Regions from separate parts of the Homo sapiens genome. Here region 2 is linked to region 1. A link is a loop called in an ENCODE intact Hi-C map of the cell type or tissue named here. Cell type or tissue: natural killer cell. All regions are shown on one strand. Links, peaks and the distances in the headings refer to the core of each region. The heading gives the core; the rest is flanking DNA.

The links. Peaks named below come from ENCODE experiments on the same cell type or tissue, not always from the same donor. Only the 100,000 strongest peaks of a DNase experiment are listed, where the experiment ranks them.
Region 2: a loop joins it to region 1, with 6 times the contacts of the local background. A loop is called at or near these places in 1 of 110 quality-filtered maps.

The regions. Positions count from the first base shown.
Region 1 is chr4:128,915,561-128,920,945 of GRCh38, reverse strand. The region is part of intron 18 of SCLT1 (sodium channel and clathrin linker 1); the gene reads left to right. Among named protein-coding and RNA genes, the nearest start is that of JADE1, 110 kb to the right of the region's middle. RefSeq lists an enhancer at 3,725-3,774. In natural killer cell, for the core only: no CTCF peak of the experiment used is centred there; DNase peaks (open chromatin) are centred at 2,915 and 3,905; H3K27ac peaks cover 3,715 bases.
Region 2 is chr4:128,852,421-128,857,805 of GRCh38, reverse strand. It overlaps JADE1 (jade family PHD finger 1), which reads right to left. Exons shown (of 11, transcript NM_199320.4): 7 at 2,009-2,176; 8 at 352-468. Among named protein-coding and RNA genes, the nearest start is that of JADE1, 45 kb to the right of the region's middle. In natural killer cell, for the core only: no CTCF peak of the experiment used is centred there; a DNase peak (open chromatin) is centred at 3,215; H3K27ac peaks cover 2,532 bases.

The sequences.
Region 1 (5,385 bases), core at 53-5,052:
TCAGATCTAAGAGCTTGTGGGCAGAGACTAATTGGTTTTCTAGGTCTAGAATTATATCATCCATAAACAGAGATAGTTTGACTTCCTCTCTACCTATTTGGATGCCTTTTACTTCTTTCTTTTGCCTCATTGCTCTGCCTAGGATTCCAGTACTATGTTGAATAGGGGTAGTGAGAGTGGGCATCCTTGTCTTGTTCCAGTTATCAGGGGGAATGCTTCCAGCTTTTGCCCATTCATTACAATGTTATCTGTGGGTCTATCATATATGGCTTTTATCATTTTGAGATATGTTCATTCAATGCCTAGTTTGTTGAGGGTTTTTAACATGAGGGGATATTGAATTTTATTAAAAGCCTTTTCTAGGCTGGGCACAGTGGCTTACGCCCAGCACTTTAGGAGGCCGAGGCAGGCAGATCACTTGAGGCTAGGACTTCAAGACCAGCCTGGCCAACATGGCAAAACCCCATCTCTACTAAAAATACAAAAATTAGCTGGGCGTGGTGGCGTGTGCCTGTAATTCCAGCTATTGGGGAGGCTGATGTATGAGAATCATTTGAACCTGGGAGGCCAAGGTTTCACTTAGCCGATATTGTGCCACTACACTCCAGCCCAGATGACAGAGGATCTGCATCTGTTGAGATGATAATGTGATTTTTGTTTTTAGTTCTGTTTATGTGGTGAATCACATTTCTTGATTTGTGTATGTTGAACCAACCTTGCATCCCAGGAATAAAGCTTACTTGATTGTGGCGGATCGTCTTTTTGATGTGCTGCTGGATTCAATTTGCTAGTATTTGTTGAGGACTTTTGCATCTATGATCATCAGGAATATTGGCCTGAAGTTTTCTTTTTTTCTTGTGTCTTTGTCAGATTTTGATATCAGGATGATTATGGCCTCATAGAATGAGTTAAAGAGAAGTCCCTTCTCCTCAATTTTTTGGAGTAGTCTCAGTAGGAATGGTATCAGCTCTTCTCTTACATCTGGTAGAATTTGGCTGTGAATCCTTCTGACCCTGGGATTTTTCTGGTTGATAGACTTTTATTATTGATTCAGTTTCTGAACTCACTATTGGTTTGTTCAGGGATTGAATTTCTTCCTAGTTCAATATTGGAAGGTTGTATGTTTCTAAGAATTTATCCATTTCTAGGTTTTCTGGTTTGTGTGCATAGAGATGTTCATAGTAGTCTCTGAGGTTATTTTTTTTTTGTATTTCTGTGGGGTTAATAGTAATATCCCCTTGTCATTATGATTATTTATTTGGATCTTTTCTTTTTCTTTATTAGTCTAGCTGGTGGTCTATCAATCTTATTCTTTCAAAAACCAACTTCTGGATTTGTTGATCTTTAGTATGGTTTTTTGCATCTCTATTTCCTTCAGTTCAACTCTGATTTTTGTTATTTATTGTCTTCTGCTAGCTCTGGGGTTGGTTTGCCTTGTTCCTCTAGGTGTGATGTTAAGTTGTTAATTTGAGGTCTTTCTAACTTTTTGAGGGCGTTTAGCACTATAAACTTCTGCTTAACACTGCTTTAGCTGTGTCCCCAAGATTCTGGTATGTTGTATCTTTGTTCTCATTAGTTTCAAATAATTTATTGGTTTCTGCCTTAGTTTTATAGTTTCCCCAAAAGTCATTCAGGGGCAGGTTGTTTAATTTCCATTAATCATATGATTATGAGCAATTTCCTTAGTATTGATTTTTATTTTTATTGCACTGTGGTCCAAGAGTGTGTTTAGTATGATTTTTTTTTTTAATTTGCTGAGGATTGTTTTGCAGCTGATTGTGGTCAATTTTAGAGTATGTGCCATGTGCAGATGAGAAGAATGTATATTCTGTTTGTTTTGGGTGGAGAGGTCTATAAATATCTGTTAGGCCAATTTAGTCAAATGTCCTGTGCAGATCCTGAATATCTTTGCTAGTTTTCTGATTTGATCATCTGCCTAATACTGTCAGTGGCATGTTGAAATCTCCCACTATTATTGTGTGCTTATCTAAGTCTCTTTGTAGGTCTCTAAGAATTTGCCTTATGAACCTGGGTGCTCCTGTGCTAGATGCATATATATTTAGGATAGTTAGGTCTTCTTGTTGAATTGAACCTTTTACCATTATGTAATGTTATTCTTTGTCTTTTTTGATCATTATGGGTTTAAAGACTGTTTTGTCTGAAATTAGAATAGCAATCCCTGCTTTGTTCTGTTTTCCATTTGGTTTTTCTCTTTTCCTTTATTTTGAGCCTACGGGTATGTTTGCATGTGAGATGGGTTCCTTGTAGATCACATACAGTTGGGTCTTGCTTCTTCATCCAACTTGCCACTCTATGCCGTTTAATTTGGAGCATTTAGCCTATTTACATTCAAGGTTAATATTGGTATGTGGAGGTTTGATCCTAGATCATACATTTGGTCTCTTTACATAATCCTATATTTCTCAGAAGCTTTATTCATTCTTCTCTGTTGTTTTTTCTTTGTTTTTATCTGAGTTATTTCAGAGAAACCAGTCTTCAAACTCTGAGATTCTTTCCTCAGGTTGGTTGATTGCACTGTTAATACTTGTGATTGATTGTATTATGAAATTCTTGAAGTGAGTTTTCCTGCTCTATCAGTTCAGTTTGGTCCTTTCTTAGAGTGATCATTTTGTGTTTTATGTCCTGTACCATTTTATTGTATTCCTTAGTTTCAAAGTTTGTTTCTGACCACTCCAATATCTGTCATCAGACAGATCTGTTTCTTTTGGTTCCTAAGCATCTTATCTGGTTTCTCTATCTATTTATTAGTAATTGCCATTGAAAATTTTTGTTGTAAAGCTTCCATAGAGAATCTTTGCCTTTGCCTCTTCTGGGTGCCTGAGAGCACTACTGGGTGTGAGAACTTCAACTAAGGGTGGGGTTTCTGGGCTTTGTTAATTTTGAGGTGTATCTGTGGTCTGTGGCCACAGAAGAATACGTTTTTTCTTCTGCTTTGTTCATAACCAAAGTAGCTTCCCTGTAGTCCTGTGACTTTGAGAGAAGTGGCATGCTTTCAGATATGGTTCACTTTAACCTTGAAGTGATGCTCTTTTGGGATGCCAGATCAACGATGGAGAGGATCTCTCCACCACACCCCTTTCTCTCAGTGGTAACAGGGTCAGATCCCAAGTGTGCAGTATTGTAAATGCCATCCAGGAAAGAGGAAGTATTGGTGCTCCAAGATTCTGTTAGCTTTTCTCATTATAAGCTTTCATTCAGAAGTTGTCTTGGAACATTTTCACTATATTTTCCTCTGTTTGATGCTTTTACAGAGTTGTGGAGTTTTTACTGAATTGATTAATCTGAATAACTTAGTATACCTTTACTAGATCCAAACATATATTCTTTAAAAGTATCCCACCTCACTTAGCACAGTAATCGAGAACTTGGCTTCCAATAATTATTGTCCCATACAGAGTTTACATATGTCTGTGGTCAATTACAGCATCCTGGAAATTGAAATGGACTGTGGCTATAAAATAAATTATCAGAACTATTGCTGGGGATTAGTATCAGGATCATTAAAACCAATGTGGCACTTAAATAATACATAATAATTAAGAAACAGTAGTTGATCTTAATATTATTTCTTGACTAAAATCAATATGTTGTGTACCATTATATTTTAACTATATTACTTTGTGTGAGATGGTGAGGCCAGATGCAGATCAAGAGAGAGAAAATGGAAAGAGTTTTACAGTTTGTTATGCTCACAGTTCCCTGGACAAACACAGCACACCACACAGGACCACTCGAGAAGCACTGGGGTCAGTCACGAGGTAGAAGGTGAAGGGGGCAACTGTGAGCACACATTTTATTGTGGTTTTTACAGAAAGGAACAGGTGACGCCATGGTGAACAAGTTTTAGATTGGCTGATGTGAACAAGTTCAGTGGGCTCCACGGCGTAGTGGCTGTTTCTGGTTTGGTTGGTTGGTTGGTTGGTTTTTTCTGGTTCCTGGCCCTAGAGTGATTACGGCAGATGTAGTGGCCCAGAATGTGACAGCCCAATAAGGGAAGTGGTTGGAGTTGTACACTCAGCTTCTCAAAACAGGAACTGACCAGCCTCTTTGCCAGGGTCTCAGAACTAAGTCAAGACATTTAAGTCTTGACAAGTCAGAACTAAGTCAAGACGTATAACTATACTATACCTTGAAGCAACTTATAGTATAGGAACCTAAGCCTATGATACAAGGACACATTGCTCTAATGGACCAAAAGTGCCTAACTTTGATTTGTTTTTACACTGTGTTGAAACGGTAGATGAAAAAGTAAGTGTCTGTTGCATTGGCTGAAATCTTCAAAACATCTTGAAAAAATGTACCGTAATTTTTAACTATGTTTCTTCCTTAATGATGGACTGCCTGTGCTGAGGATGTCCTGTAAAGACTTCAAGTCTTTTAGCTTTTTCGTCAGTCAGTATGCTTTGGTGATTAGAAACTGTAAATCTACTCAGAGAAAGCTTCTGCCACTTGGCAGATATTTTGGGTCAAGTATAAGAGAAAGGCAGTGCTACTCCTTTATTGGTTTCATTACATTTGATTTTCCCATTGTTTTCAGAACAAAAAAAAGTAACAAATCAATTTGGTTTAATGTCATTTTTGTGTTAAAAATAACATGTAGACTATTAAAATGATATATATTAACTGCAATAATAGAAGCTCATTAATATTTTATATACTTGCTTTAACGTATTCATACACTTACCTGAAAATACCCAAATCTGCTCTGATTCAGAATTTTAGTATCCCTGTAAAAGTGTTCAGCAGTATTATTAGCATCTTGGCTGTCCATCTTTTCACTCTATCAAGTTCAGAATTATACCTTGCAATTTAAAATGTCTAATACTTCAGTCTGCAGATGTATACAAATGGATCCAGAAACAAAAGCAGATCCCTTAAAACTCAGTTTAATTTATATGACAACTGAGTGACCATTCTTCTCCAAGCATTCTGCTAAATGCTAGAAACACAAGATGAATAAGGCTTTGCCACTAAGAACTTATTCTGTCCCATTGCCTATCTTTGTTTCTCCTAGCATTCATCACTGTCAGTAATTATGTTTTATACTTGTTTCATTACATGTTTTAAAACAGTCTGTCTTTCCTATGGGACTATCAGCTCCATAAAGTTTGTTTTATTCCTCACTGTATCCCTAGCTCTTAAAAGAGTGTCCAGCACTAGTAGATATCCAGAACATATTTGTTGAATGAATGAATGAATGAATGAATGAAAGCTAGTGAATTTTATCAATTATTGTTTCTTTTCTAGGCCAAACTCTTCTTCCAGTTTTGATCCTTTCTGGTCAAAGTAGAATTTCAGCTTTTTGAAATGCATTTGAACTTTTAAAACATGATATAATGTGCCCCCAGTATTTAACAGACCTAA
Region 2 (5,385 bases), core at 162-5,161, 63 kb after region 1:
TCAAGGAACATCTCACTAAGACTGCTAGGAGGTGTTGGCCTATGGAAAGAAGTTGCGATGCTAGACTTTGGGCAGAAAGGGTAGCGAGAGACAAACTGCAACCGCCTCACAGCTCAGGGGAACTTCTGAACTACCCTGTGACTGTGAAAGCTTGGGTTCTAGTTACACCGGATACAGTTAGCCTATTAAAGGTGTGTGTACTGGGGCTGGAGTCACCCCTTGGGAACCTCGTCCTGCTTCCTGGATTCTAGTCCCCTCTCCAAACCCTTGGACAGTTCACAGAGCCTTCCCTCATCCTGCTCCCCACCACGCAGGAAAGGAAAATGAAGCCATTCTTAGGAAGCTAATTACCTGTATAGAGGCCCCAAACTTCTCATTGCAGAGGCTGCACACTAGCGCCCACCGGCTGCTGGGAATGTGTGACACCTTGGTGATGGGCTCCATCTTCTCTGGGCTGCCAATGCTCACCTAAAGGTCGGAAAACAGCAAGACAGGGTGGCTCAGGTCGTCAAAGGCTGAACATGAATGTCAGAAACTAAAAGATCCATTACTTTCCTACATCTCTCCTACCAGACAGTGGCAAGGGGCACCCACTCAAAGCAAACCCTTACTTTAAAAGCCTCAGAACAGCCCCAGTGACAACTGAGCTCACAGCCCAGTCCCCATCTGACAGACATCCCTGTCTGTCAAAAACACTTAGATAACTGAGTTTTCACTTCTCACCGGAGCGTCTGATGACAAAGAGTCATGTACCAGGACAATGCCGTCTATAATCTCTAGCTCATAACAAATTGGTGAAGACTAAAAATCCATCTTAAATCGATTCAAATAGGTTGTCAACAACAGGGTAAGTAAATATAACCTGTTTTTAATCTCTCGCCAAAAAAAACCATTTTCTTCAGTCTGAAACATGACTACATTCAAGATGGGAAATTACAAAGATAAATAAGGTATCATCTCTGCATTCAGCCTGGATCACCGAATTGTATCCCATCAATACCAAACCACGAGACTCAGTGCTACCAAGACCCGAATCATGAAACCTCAATCCAAATCATCCTCAAATAATATTCCCCAAGAGGAAAATGTACCAAAATCACACCCAAAACATGCTGGAATTTGAATAGCAAATTATATTCTCACACTGAGCTATGCAAATTATATTAGTCAAGGTCTGAGACTAGAAATAAATTAGACCAGACCTGAAATTAAAAAGGTTGAGGCACAATAAGAGTTTAAATAAAAATCACCAAAGTATGCCTAAGAGTGGTGGTTTTTTAACCATGGTGGTGCCTCAACTCAAGTACAGCTTGCCACACACAGGATGTACAGCTGATCCTTGGGGAATGACACACCCAGGCCACAGCTGTTTAAGTGCTACAGGTCTGCTCCTGAGAGTGAGAGTCGCGATGGGAAGGCTCACTGTGATGGCTGGGTGACCACCACTAACTTCCAGTCCCAAGTGACTGCTGCTTCCAGCTAACATTTCCATGAATCTACATTCCATGACAAGATGAGAGTGTGCTTAAGATTCAGTTTTTCCTCAAGGAAAAAGGTAGCAACTAAAAGGTATCTTTTTACTCATAGCTGCAATGCTGCCTATTTATGCATGGTTCTCCACCCACCCACTAAATCCCAGTTAAAAGCCAGGACCTTCTGAGCTAAGGTGCTATTAAAAACCATGCTTGACCAGGCACAGTGGCTCACGCTTGTAATCCCAACACTTTGGAAAGCCAAGGAAAGAGGACTGCTTGATCCCAGGAGTTTGAGACCAGCCAGGTCAACAAAGTGAGATCCCCTCACTACAAAAAATAAAAAATAAGCTGGGCCTGGTAGCACATGCCTATAATCTCAGCTACTCAAAAGGCTGAGGTGGGAGGATCACTTGAGCCCAGCAGGTCAAGGCTGCAGTGAGCCATGATCCAGCTCACTGCACTCCAGCCTGGGCGACAGAGTTAAACTCTGTCTTAAAAAAAAGTAAAAACAACAAAAAAAGAACCACACGTACCTCAGGGATCCACAGAGCACAGCTAACGTGGACCCACTTGGTTCCGCTACGGGTGGGCTTCATAGCTCCACCCTTCTTCGGACACAGCAGACATTTTGGCTGAACCCCCAGGGCACATGTCCGGCACAGCCAGCTGCCCTCTGGTACCTTGAGGATTCCATAACAGGCCTGTGATGCCACGGCACATCCCAGAGGAATAGAGAGAAAGAGAAAATGTTATTTTTCCCATTATATCTATTCATTTTAAACACTTAGAAAGATTTTAACAGAACTACCACCAAAGCAGAGACGCTCCCACAGCTTCCTGGCTACGACCGTCTCCCCTCGGGAAAATGCCCGGCAGCCTCACAGGAGCATTTAGGAGGTGAATATGTATTCATAATAGAGGTGAGCTCTGCTGACACAATACATATTTATTTAGCAGAGGGTGGTCCTGGAAACTACTTGAGGACAGAAAGGTTTAAATGAAATCTGCTTTGCTGTGTTGCCGCAGAAACCCATCCATACCAAGTTTCTAAATATTGAGCAGTAAGTCCTCAGTAAGTCCTCGAAACACTCCACAGGGTTCCGTGAGAGAAGCTATTTCTCTACTTTACTGACAGAGGTGGGGTGGAATACAGAGTGTGGAGAAAAAGCATACAGCAGCTGAGAGAATCTCCCAAAGCTGCTGAATGAGATGGCAATGGAACAGGAGAGAAGCATGCACACTCCCTAGGCTAAGCAAACTCCATACCAACTAGATCCCAGCACTCTCCCAGTGAACAAAACAGGGCAGAAAAAGGAGACCTTCTACACAGGAAGAATGTCGTCTCCTTAGCTGGTATTTAAAACAAATTCAGCCTTTCAGAAATGGAGACAAAAAAAACAATTTAAATTAAAAAATAAAACAAAGCCTGTTTTGTACAAGATGGCAAAATTAAACAAGATGGCATAAACTGCAGAAATCAAGGCTATTACAACTAAAGTAATTAAGACAGTTCAAAGACAGAAAAGGTTAATGTTAAATAACTGAATAAATAAAAACCACGATGGTACCAGGAGCATATTCAGAGAGCCCTTTAAAAACCCAACTGTTCAGCACTTTATTCATAAATGACCTGGAAGTCAGGAAGTCGAGAGTCACAGTAGCATAGCTCTAATTCTTCAGACAGAAAAAACACAGCCACTATGCAATCTGAATACCCACGACGATGCAAAGAGGAAACCACAAGGATGAGAGTTGAGCAAAGAAAAGTCACACTTCAGATGGAAGCCTCAGAGTGCTGTTTGGGGGCCATAAATAAGCTACCGTCAACGCAGACTTACTAGAAAAAAATTTTTAATGGAGTTAAGTGACACTATAAAGGTTTCAAAACACTAAAGGTCTGTATCAGACATTCTACAGCCACATGTGAAGGAAGAAATTTTTTTCCTGGAAAAGCAGGTCTAAATTAATTTAGGAGATTACATAAAGTATGCCTTAAAGATAAGCCATGAAGGATTTCTCAAAGGAAAAATGAAGTAAATGTTGAGGAAAAGAGAAAAGGTGATATGGCAGAAAGAAGAGAAGGTGAGAAGGGGGCATCCAAAAGCCTTAAGTTACAACTCTGCCACACGTCCACCGTGAGAGCTTGCACAAGCCTGCCCTGACATCAGTTAACTCACTGATAACACAGGGGTTGACCAGTTTTCAAGCAGAAAGCTTTTACTCAAAAAAATTTTTCATGGGGAAAAAAATAGCAAGTAAAGACAAGAAAAAGACTGAGAAGTCAGCCAAGTAAATACATGAAGCACCAGCAACCAAAAAAGCAACACTGGTCATCAGGATGCTCATGTCACAGAACAAAGCCACCACAGGAATTCTCACTACCGTAAGGAGACTTCCCAGACAGTGTGAGATCCAGAGCAACAGACGGCGATGACTGAAGCAGGAGTCGCAGGTCTCCCTATCAAGGAGCCAGGACTGGGCCACAGCTGGGGAGGTCTTCAGACAGAGGGAAAGCCTAGGAGGTCACAAATTATGAAGCAAAGGGTAATCAAGAACTTCATGGAGCAAACGTGCTTCTTCTTCCCAAGAAGTCACCAAGCACCTATTCCATACAAGTCTTTCTTTTAAGTTTGCTTTAAATCTCAGCATCAACAGGTGAATTTAAAGAAAGTACTTCAGGATAGCCTTTTAAATCCTAAGAATATACGTGGGCACATGTCCCCACCCAAATCCAAATTTCTTCATTACTGCATTAAAAACTAAATAAAAAAGAGGCACTGAGATTGTCATAAACTTTTTAAGTTACCTAGCGCCCATCCTCCTGAAATCTAAGGGTTTCCCTTTCTGTGGATGGTAGCAAGCAATCACCAAAACCTACTGTCCTGTTTTTTAAGACAGGAAATCGTCTTCAGGAAAAGGGGCTGCTTTCCTCTAACAGCTCAGCTTATACCCTAACACATGCTCACAAATATGACGGCAAATTGTGTCCTCTAAAAGACATGTTGAAGTCCTAACTCCAAATATCTCAAAATGTGACCTTCTTTAGATTTAGAAGTAGTCATTGCAGATGTAATTATTTAAGATGAGCTCACTCTGAAGTAGGGTGGGTCTCTAGTCCCATACGACTGGTACCCTTCTAAGAAGACCGCCATGTGGACCGGGCACGGTGCCTCACACCTGTAATCCCAGCACTTTGGAAGGCCAAGGTGGGCGGATCATGAGGTCAGGAGTTCGAGACCAGCCTGGCCAACATAGTGAAACCCCATCTCTAGCCAGGTGTGGTGGCACACTCCTGCAGTCCCAGCTACTCGGGAGGCGGAGGAGGAAGAATCACTTGAACCCAGGAGGCGGAGGTTGCAGTGAGCCAAGACCACGCCATTGCACTCCAGCCATCTCAAAAAAAAAAAAAAAGAAGACCACCATGTGAAGACAGAGACACAGGGAGAACACACATGATGATGAAGGCAGCCGCGAGCCAAGGAATGCCCAAGATTGCCCAAATCACCATAAGCTACGAAGAGGCAAGGAAGGGCTCTCCTGCATGTTTCAGAGGAAGCACAGCACTGCCACCACCTCAATTCTGGACTTTTAGTTTCCAGAACCACAAGACAATACATTTTTGTTGTTTTAAGCACACACAGTCTGTAGTAATTTGTCTGTTCCACAGGGCAGCTGTAAGAAACTAATACAGCACACTAACCACCTTTTCAAAGGTTTGTTTTCTCAGTGTTCTTAATACCTAAATTTAAGTGTTACAGTAGGACAGAGGGGGCTCATACATTCTTTTTAAGTAAACTTGACTTTTATGGATAAGAATAAAACACTGTGAAGAAAGACGATTTCCACAGAGGGTGCTATCCTTCTGGCTGCAAAAGCAGAGGATATATTTCAATCACTGTAAGAACCTACT